Regions from separate parts of the Homo sapiens genome. Here region 1 is linked to region 2. Evidence: chromatin loops called from intact Hi-C (ENCODE). Cell type or tissue: CD14-positive monocyte. All regions are shown on one strand. Links, peaks and the distances in the headings refer to the core of each region. The heading gives the core; the rest is flanking DNA. Region 1 has its middle 16 kb from the start of CMIP. Region 2 overlaps CMIP (c-Maf inducing protein).

Evidence for each region. Peaks named below come from ENCODE experiments on the same cell type or tissue, not always from the same donor. Only the 100,000 strongest peaks of a DNase experiment are listed, where the experiment ranks them.
Region 1: a loop joins it to region 2, with 4 times the contacts of the local background. A loop is called at or near these places in 12 of 110 quality-filtered maps.

The regions. Positions count from the first base shown.
Region 1 is chr16:81,426,754-81,431,139 of GRCh38, forward strand. No RefSeq gene overlaps it. Among named protein-coding and RNA genes, the nearest start is that of CMIP, 16 kb to the right of the region's middle. In CD14-positive monocyte, for the core only: CTCF peaks have their summits at 2,373 and 2,573; a DNase peak (open chromatin) is centred at 2,408.
Region 2 is chr16:81,630,712-81,635,097 of GRCh38, forward strand. All of the region lies in intron 3 of CMIP (c-Maf inducing protein), which reads left to right. It overlaps LOC105371362 (a long non-coding RNA gene), which reads right to left. Exons shown (of 4, transcript XR_007065138.1): 2 at 1,413-1,498; 3 at 479-745. Among named protein-coding and RNA genes, the nearest start is that of MIR6504, 22 kb to the left of the region's middle. RefSeq lists enhancers at 2,510-3,349, 3,350-4,190. In CD14-positive monocyte, for the core only: no CTCF peak of the experiment used is centred there; a DNase peak (open chromatin) is centred at 2,220; H3K4me3 peaks cover 428 bases; H3K27ac peaks cover 3,665 bases.

The DNA of each region.
Region 1 (4,386 bases), core at 279-4,278, 200 kb before region 2:
TTGGAGGAAGGACGTTCAAATCCCAGCTAGAGCTCTTTTTTAGTGCCTTTGTTCATTCAAATAATCTTTTTTTTTTTTTTTTTTGAGATGGAGTCTCGCTCTGTCGCCCAGGCTGGAGTGCAGTGGTGCGATCTCAGCTCACTGCAAACACCGCCTCCCCGGTTCACGCTATTCTCCTGCCTCAGCCTCCCGAGTAGCTGGGACTACAGGCGCCTGCCACCACGCCCGGCTAATTTTTGTATTTTTAGTAGAGACGGGGTTTCACCGTGTTAGCCAGGATGGTCTCCATCTCCTGATCTCGTGATCCGCCCGCCTCAGCCTCCCAAAGTGCTGGGATTACAGGCGTGAGCCACCGCATCCGGCCAGGAATATTTATTAATCCTGTTCAGGCTCCAGGACAACAGGCCCAAGAAAGCAGACAAGATGGCCGCCTTCCTGAAGGTTACAGTCAAGAGGAGAAGCAGGTGTTTAATAAAGTCAAGTCCCATCACCAACCCTTGACTCTACATCAATTATTAGCGCTGTGACCTTGGGCAAGGCAGTTCTCCTTCCTGAGTTTGCTTCCTTCTCTGTAAAAATGGAGACCATGGTGCTCACCTGCCAGAGTTGCCGGAGGATTAATGAGGCTCTTCTAAGTGGTGCAGTGAGAGTGCTTAGCTCAGAACAGGCGCTCCGTATGTGTTACTTCCTTTTCGTAGCTCTACATCAGAAATTTATGCTCAAGGACACACTAGCGTCATTGGTGGTGCACAAGGGTAGACTCATGCAGTATGTACATTTTCTAGCCATTTAAAGTCCTTTTATATGCATAGATCTAGAAGGATCTCCATCAAGATGTTAAGAGGAGGTGATGGGATGACAGGCAGGAATTTTTTTTTTTTTTAATCTACATTCAGGGATGTGGTGACAGAGGGAATCTTGGGTAAATTACTCGACACCTCTAGACCTCATTTCAGTGTCCTCGGCTGCAAAATAATAGCGCCTACCTCATAGTTTTTTTTTGTTTTGTTTTGTTTTGTTTTGTTTTGTTTTTTGAGAGAGGGTCTCATTCTGTCACTGGAGCATAGTGGCATGATCACAGCTTGATTACAACTCGCTGCAGCCTCTATCTTCCAGGCTCAAGTGATCCCCCCACCTCGGCCCCTCAAGCAGCTGGGGTTCCAGGCACACGCCACCATGCCCCGCTAATTTTTGTGTTTTTTGTAGAGAGAGGGTTTCGCCATGTTGCCCAGGTTTTAATTTTTTATTATCAGAATTTTCAGCTGTTGACAAAAGAAGAAGGAATAGTTAATGAACCTCCATTATCCAGCACCCATCTTCAACAATTATCAGTGAATTGCCAATCTTGTTTCATCTCTACCTCCCCAGCCTCATCCCTACTGGTTATTTTCAAGCAAATCCCAAGCCTGGAGACTCTGTTAAAAATTAAAAAATTTCTATGATATCATTAATACACGTACGTATAATTTTTCTAAGCAATTTCCTAATAACATCTAATATCTAATCACTGTTCATTCATCCTCCATTATCCCATAAATGTCTTTTTACATGTGATTTGTTTCAATCAAGATCCACAAAGCCCTCACATTATGTTCGGCTGATAGATCCTCCTCCAAACCCCAGCATTTTATTAGGTCAATTTTCAATCTACAGCAAACGGGAATGAATTCTACAGCGAGCACCTGAATAAGCCCCTAGACGCAGCTATTAACCCATTACTGCAGCTGTTCTGTCCTCCATCCATCTGCCTGTTTCTCTACAGTCCATAATCCTTTTAAGTCTCTTTTCATCCAAAATACTATCCCCCTTTCACATTTTTTTCTTGCCATTTATTTGTTGAAGACACTATGTCATTGCCCTATAGAATTTCTCTTATTTTGAGGACCAAATAAGCTAAGTACATAGTGTTTAGACTATAGTATGTACCTAATTAATATTCTTGAACTGATTATTATTGGCTTTTTAATTTATCTGTATCTTCTTATTTTTCCAAGTAAAAAAGTCTCTCTTTTTTCTCGTTGAGATGGAGTCTTGCTCTGTTGCCCAGGCTGGAGTGCAGTTGCACCATCTCGGCTCACTGCAATCTCTGACTCCTGGGTTCAAGCAATTCCCCTGCCTCAGCCTCCTGAGTAGCTGGGATTACAGGCGCCCACCACCATGCCTGGATAATTTTTGTATTTTCAGTAGAGACAGGGTTTCTCCATGTTGTCCATGCTGGTCTTGAACTCTTGACCTCAAGTGATCCGCCTGCCTCGGCTCCCCAAAGTGCTGGGGTTACAGGCGTGAGAGCCTGGCCAAAAATATATCATTTTTGAAAAAAAAAATTTTTTTAAAGAGTTCCTAGACTTGTTATGGCCACATTGTTTTGTGGCCACCAGGGGGTTTGTCTGCACTCTTTGCTGGGCTTGCCCCAGGCAATTGGCCAATGGGAAGATTTGCCAGCATCGGGCAGCTGAAGGTGGTGGAGCAAGGGGGAAGGGAGTGCGAACCTGAGCCAGAGGGGCTCCAGGGAAATGGCTGCAGTGGAACCAGGGCAAGGGACAAGGCTCAGAGCCTTCTCTAGGGCTGAGGATGGTGACACCAGGAGGGAGGCCCAGAGAAAGCACCAGGAAAGGTGTGGAAAGTTGCAGAACTCCCAAGAGCTGGTGGAAGCAACAGCACACATCATCAGGGAGCAAGGCAGAGTGCGCAGCAGGGTTTCAAGGGGCTGGGGCAGATGGAACAGGAGGAAAATGAACCTCCCCAGGGACTTGTCACCACTAACTTAGATGATAAGCAGGCAGGTGAGAAATACACAGGCCTTTGGCAGGCTCCATCAGAGGCCAGAGGAAAAAAGGAGGAGATCAGTTGGGGGAGGTCTGAGCTGGGGGGCCAGGAATGCCGAACCTGGTTTTGCCATCTGTCACCCGTGTGGTCTTGGGGAAGGCTTCTTCTTCCCTTCTTTGAGCCTTAGTTCTCCCTACCTGCAAAAGAGACAGGGTGGGGCTGGTCGTAATGGCTCACGCCTGTAATCTCAGCACTTTGGGAGGCTGAAGCTGGTGGATCACGAGGTCAATAGATAGAGACCATGGTGGCCAACATGGTGAAACCCTGTCTCTACTAAAAATACAAAAATTAGCTGGGCATGGTGGTAGGTGCCTATCGTCCGAGCTATTCGGGAGGCTGAGGCAGGAGAATCACTTGAACCCGGGAGGCAGAGGTTGCAACGAGCTGAGATTATGCCACTGCAGTCTGGCCTGGTGACAGAGTGAGACTCTGTCTGAAAAAAAAAAAAATAGGGGTACCCCAGAAGACCCCTATAGATTTAAAATTTTTTTTTTTTTAGCCCTGGCAAGAAAAATGTTCTAGCTTGCTGATCTCTTCCTGGGGATAAGTAAGAGTGACATGGCTGCTAGAATTAGTATGTATTGATGGCCCCTTTAGCACTTCTCCTTTCAAAGAGGTAAATACCAAGTACAGACTCAAAGCTGCGAGTTGCCTCCGTGCTCAGGCTGCGCATGGTGGCTCACACCTATAATTCCAGCACTTTGGGAGGCTGAGGCAGGAGGATCTCTCTTTTTTTTTTTTTTTGAGATGGAGTCTAACTCTGTCGCCCAGGCTGGGGTTCCATGGCGTGATCTCTGCTCACTGCAACCTCCACCTCCTGGGTTCAAGCAATTCTCTTGCCTCAGCCTTCCAAGTAGCTGGGATTACAGGCACCCGCCACCATGCCCGGCTAGTTTTTTTTGTATTTTTAGTAGAGACGGGGTTTCACCATGTTGACCAGGCTGGTCTTGAACTCCTGATCTTGAGAAATCCACCTGCCTCGGCCTCCCAAATTGCTGGGATTATAGGCATGAGCCACCGGGCCCAGCAAGGAGCATCTCTTGAGCCCAGGAGTTCAAGACCAGCCTGAGCAACACAGTGAAGCCCCATCTCTACTAAAAAACAAAAAAAAATGTGAGAGAAACAAAAAATATTTTGTTTGTTAAACAAAAAATGTTAGAGAAACAAAAAACGTTTTGTTTATTAAACAAACAAAAAATGTTAGCCCAGTCTGTGCTGCAAGCCTATAGTCTCAGCTACTTGGGAGGCTGAGGCAGGAGGATTGCTTGAGGTTGGAAGGTTGAGGCTGCAGTGAGCTATGATCACACCATTGCACTCCAGCCAGGGCAAAAGAGCGAGACCCTGTCTCAAAAAAAAAAAAACAAAAACAAAAAACAAACAAACAAAAAAAAACAAAGGCCGGGCATCGTGGCTCACGCCTGTAATCCTAGCACTTTGGGAGGCCGAGGCAGGTGGATCACTTGAGCTCAGGAGTTCGAGACCAGCCTGGCCAACATGGTGAAACCCAGTCTCTACTAAAAATACAAAAGTTAGCCGGGTGTGGTGGTGCACCCCTGTAAT
Region 2 (4,386 bases), core at 160-4,159:
TTCATCCAGGTTGAAAAGGCAGGAATTCTATCCAGATTAATTTCTGGCACTCAGTCAAAGAGGGCTTTGTGACCTCTTAAGAGGGGATCAAAGGGATTCAGTGGAGAACTGTGAAAGGAGGGGCTTTCCCCAGAGGCAGGGGGCCCAGCCCACTCCAAGACTGCAGGAGGGGCCCTCAGTGGGAGGTGCAGCTGGTGAGTCCAGCCTGGCAGCCTCTTTGTGCACGTGTTCAATCCAAATGGGAAACCTTTTGGGGCCAGGCTGCCAGTCCCCCGCGAGGGCCACAGTCTCCAGCATCTCCCAGCCACAGCCCAAGCCCCACAGTGGGTCATCAGGGACCCCATAACTAGTAACCAGGGCTGCTTCAGGGATTGAAACTAACAAGTGGCAGAGGGCCGGGAGCATTGGGAAAGAGAGCTCATGTCTCGCAGGCTTTCGTTACAGTAGAGGGAGAGAAAAACAATTACTAGGCACCTACTAGGGTCGGGAGCTCTGCTGGGGACTTCTCAAAATTTGGTTAGGCCTGTCTTGAAGCAGGAGCTGAGGAAGCAGAGAGGCACGTCCAGGATCACACAGCTAGAGACAGGCAGGGCTGTGAATTGAACCCAGGGGACAGGAGGAGGATGGGCCTTTTGGCCTCTTCCGTTGGAGCCCACAGAGCTGCCACTTTGCCCAGCTGGAGCTATCTTTGGAAGAGACACAGGACGTTTTCGAAATAAACTTCTCATTGAAGGATAAAATACATCTAGAAAAGGGTACAAATCAAAAAGAGTTACCATTCACCTGGGCCCCTCCTCCCCACCATGGGCAGCCACTGCTATCCTGACTTCTAGCAGCACAGGTGAGCTTTGCATATACTTGAACTTTATCTAAATGGACTCAGACACCCTGAACTCTTTTGAGACTGGCTTCTTATGATTTGTCTGTGTTGTGTGTAGCAGCAGTTTGTCTATTCACTTTGCTGGGTGGTGTTCTGTTGTCTGGTTAGACTCTGTTAACTTGTTCATTCTGTGGATAGGTCTTTCCAGTTTGGGGCTGTTACGAATAGACCATTGTAAACACTCTAGTGTACATCTTTTGGTGAATGTGTGTCCACAGTCCTGTTGCGTATATGCCTGGGAGCTGAATTATCATTCGTTGATGCTGCCCTGCAGTTTTGCAAAGTGGTTGCACCAGTGTATACTTGCACCAGCAGTGTGCAAGAGCCCTAAGACACAGAGCATTTAAAAACTGGCACTTACGAAGCTTTTTAAAATACCGAAAAGGACAAAGAGAACTAAGAAAATTCCCACTATCCCTAAATCTCTCTTAACTTCTTTTAAATTGTAAAAAAATCAAGCTATTACCTACATGTGACAAAATGTGCATGCCCTAACTGTTGAGTGTGAGGGAGTTCTGACTGCTGTACTCACCTGAGTAACCACCACCTGGATCTCCGTCACCCAGAAGATCTCCTCGCGCCCCTTTCCAGCCAGTTCCTTGTCCTGCCAGATATCCCCTGCGAACATTTAACAAAAATAAAATGCACGTACATAGGTGGTAGTCCTAAAAAGTATAGAAAGGTATAAAATGAAAAGTTGGCCTCTACTCCTTCAAGTCCATTTTCCCCTAGGCAGTCACTGTTAGCAGCTGCACGGGGCTTCTCAGAAAGTGCTTATGAATATTCCTTTGTAAACACCACGCAGACTTTATCATCCACGCGGTTCCGTTCCATGCTCCTTAATATATGTCGCAGCAGTGTCTGCAGTAGCACACAAATCCACACCATTTTCTTTTCTAGTTTCATAGTCTTCCCTTCAGGCAGAGTTTAAGGTGGATGGAACTTTAGATCCTTTAGGAAAATGCTGTCATCCACATAGGGAGACTGAGTTTCTGACAGGAAGGAGAGGTTTATTGAGCATCTACTATCCACAGGCCAGAGGCAGTACAAGGCGGTTTGCTGCCCAGGCCTCGCAGCCCCCCAACACGGAAGCCTGTAAGCACACTCCAGGGACCAGGGTGGAGTGAGCTGCCCCTGGCTACAGAGCTGGGAGGTGGAGGTCCTAGGTTTGCACCATGTGCCTGGGTCACCGAGCCTTCCCTTGCACTCCCCTGTCCCTGGCCAGGGCTTCCTCAACTCTACATAAGGGCCAGCCTTGGGCTTTGGGACATTCAAGACACCCCCACCCCCACCTTCTGGGTAAAGGTCTTTCCTGAGCCTCAGAAATGACGCATTACAGTGGCTTCCCAAACTGCGAAGGAAGAAGTGGCGTTTGTGGGTTGTCATCGTTTCTTTGGGCAAGGAAGGGGGGACCCGAGCGTTCGTGTGTCATCCAGCGCAGGCTTTGATGAGGCTGATGAGTCATGGAGCCATACAAGGAAGTTTTTCATGTAAACGGTTTGTGGGTGAACTTGTTTTTTGCCCTTTAAGGCAGAATTTTGTTTTTCTTTTTCTCGCCCTTTAAAGACAAGTTTTTAAAACGTAAATGAGAGGCAGCGTCTTGATGAGCAAGATCTTTTGTTCTGCAGGCGTCTGCAGTGTGTCTCTTTCACAGCCAGTGGTGGGCAGTGGAGGCCCCTGAGCTGGGTTGCTGATCTGCACTTGGGGCACACCTTGGCCAGGTGTCCAGCCTGGAAGAGGGAGGTGGCCTGCCATTCTTTTGTTGGCCTCCAGGGCTCCCACCTGCTGGCCTGTTGGCTCGGAGATGAGGCCAAACAGAGACTTTAAAAAGAGCAGTGCTTGTCCCCACAGAGGAATTAGGCCCTTGCTTCACCGAGGGATCATCAGAAAATACCCAGCGGGACAGCCGGCTAACTCTGGAAGGGAAGGTGTTTGGGAGAGAGGATAATTGACCGGGAGATGATGCAGAACGACTAGGGCCCTGAGGGCTGTTGCCCACATTCTGCTCGCCGGAGCACCCTGGTGCACTTTCAGAACCAACAGACTGTTTTGCAGAAAGCCTTGAGAGGGACAGAGACCCCCTTTCAGAGAAACTGAGGCCACTCCTAATGGAGCTTGCTGGCACGTGGCAGCAGAAGGCCAGGGTGGTTTGTTTCCAGCGGGGGCTGGCACATGCTTGGACCATTCCCTTTGGAAAACTGGGCTGAACCTGACCTCTGTCCAGGAGTACAAGGACCTTAGAAAGCACACCCCAGAGGTCGGGGCCAGCCTGACACCGGCTGGAGGCAGGAACAGACTCAGGCAGACCATTCATCATGTCTGTTGACTTTTGAGACTTTTGTTAAAGTCTGCAACCAATCTTCCATCCAAGAGGGTCCTTATCATCCCAGGCCTCCTGGCACTGCAGACCCAGGGATTTTGAACCGGTAGCTCAGTGGTTTTCAGAGTGAAGTCCCAAGACTAGCAGTATCTGCATCACCTGGGAACTCTCTAGAAATGCCAGTCTTCAGTTTCACAAACTCTGAGGTGGCAGGATGAGAGCAGCAAACTATTTTAACATACCCTCCGGGTGACTGTGATGCACCCCAGCGTTTGAGAACCACTGCAGTAGTGTGAAGAAAGGGGAAAGAACAATAAACATCTATTGAGTGCCTACTGTTTTCCATCTACTTTATTTTCATTATTTTCTTTAGGCTGCACAGTGTCCCTGGGTTTTATATCTCCATTGTATGAACACGAGTCTGACTCTCAGATTAACCTTCTCATGCATCCAAGCTGGAATTCAAACCCAGAGTCTGCTGCCTCCTTCTGTAACCATTTCACCTTCTTACTGGGTTTCTCATAGCCTGAGATCAAGCATGGATGACTAAACGTGTCCATAGCTTTCGGGTTACTCTGCCAGAATCCCCTCTGTTTGTGCAGGTCACTTAGAATTCACTGTGGTGAACACCATTGAACTCACTCCTAGGACGCTGAGCTTCTCTGGGTGAGTAGAGTCTGCCGCACGAGTGTCTGAGGAGCCGCCTCCCCAGGGAGGGCAGGAGTGCGCCTTCTCCTATATTCAAGCATGACAGCATTACCTGGCTTGAAACTCACATTAGAGACTTACTGAACATTAATTTATTAAAGAACAGGATCCTTCTCCAGGATTCTCATAAGTTAAAGCCCTTTGTAGTAGGCGCCGGTGACTCCCACCCAGAGGATGCAGCTGGGAAGGATGGAGGCTTCCAAACAAAGCCATGAACAGATCAGATGTCCTTTGAAGTGCTGCAAGCACTAGATAAAGTTCTTAGTGAAATAAACAACAGAGGCCCCTGTTGAGATGCTACCGTCTTGAGGCCTGGCAAGGGAAATCCTTATTTGGGATAGAGAGAGTTCCCTTTATCAGGCCCAAAGGAAACAGAGCCTGTGGTGTCCCTCACTGTATTTCGGAAGGGCTAGGAAACTCGCCTGGGGCTGCCCGCCTCCCACACCACAGAGGAAGAGCAGGCTCTGGTACAGTATTT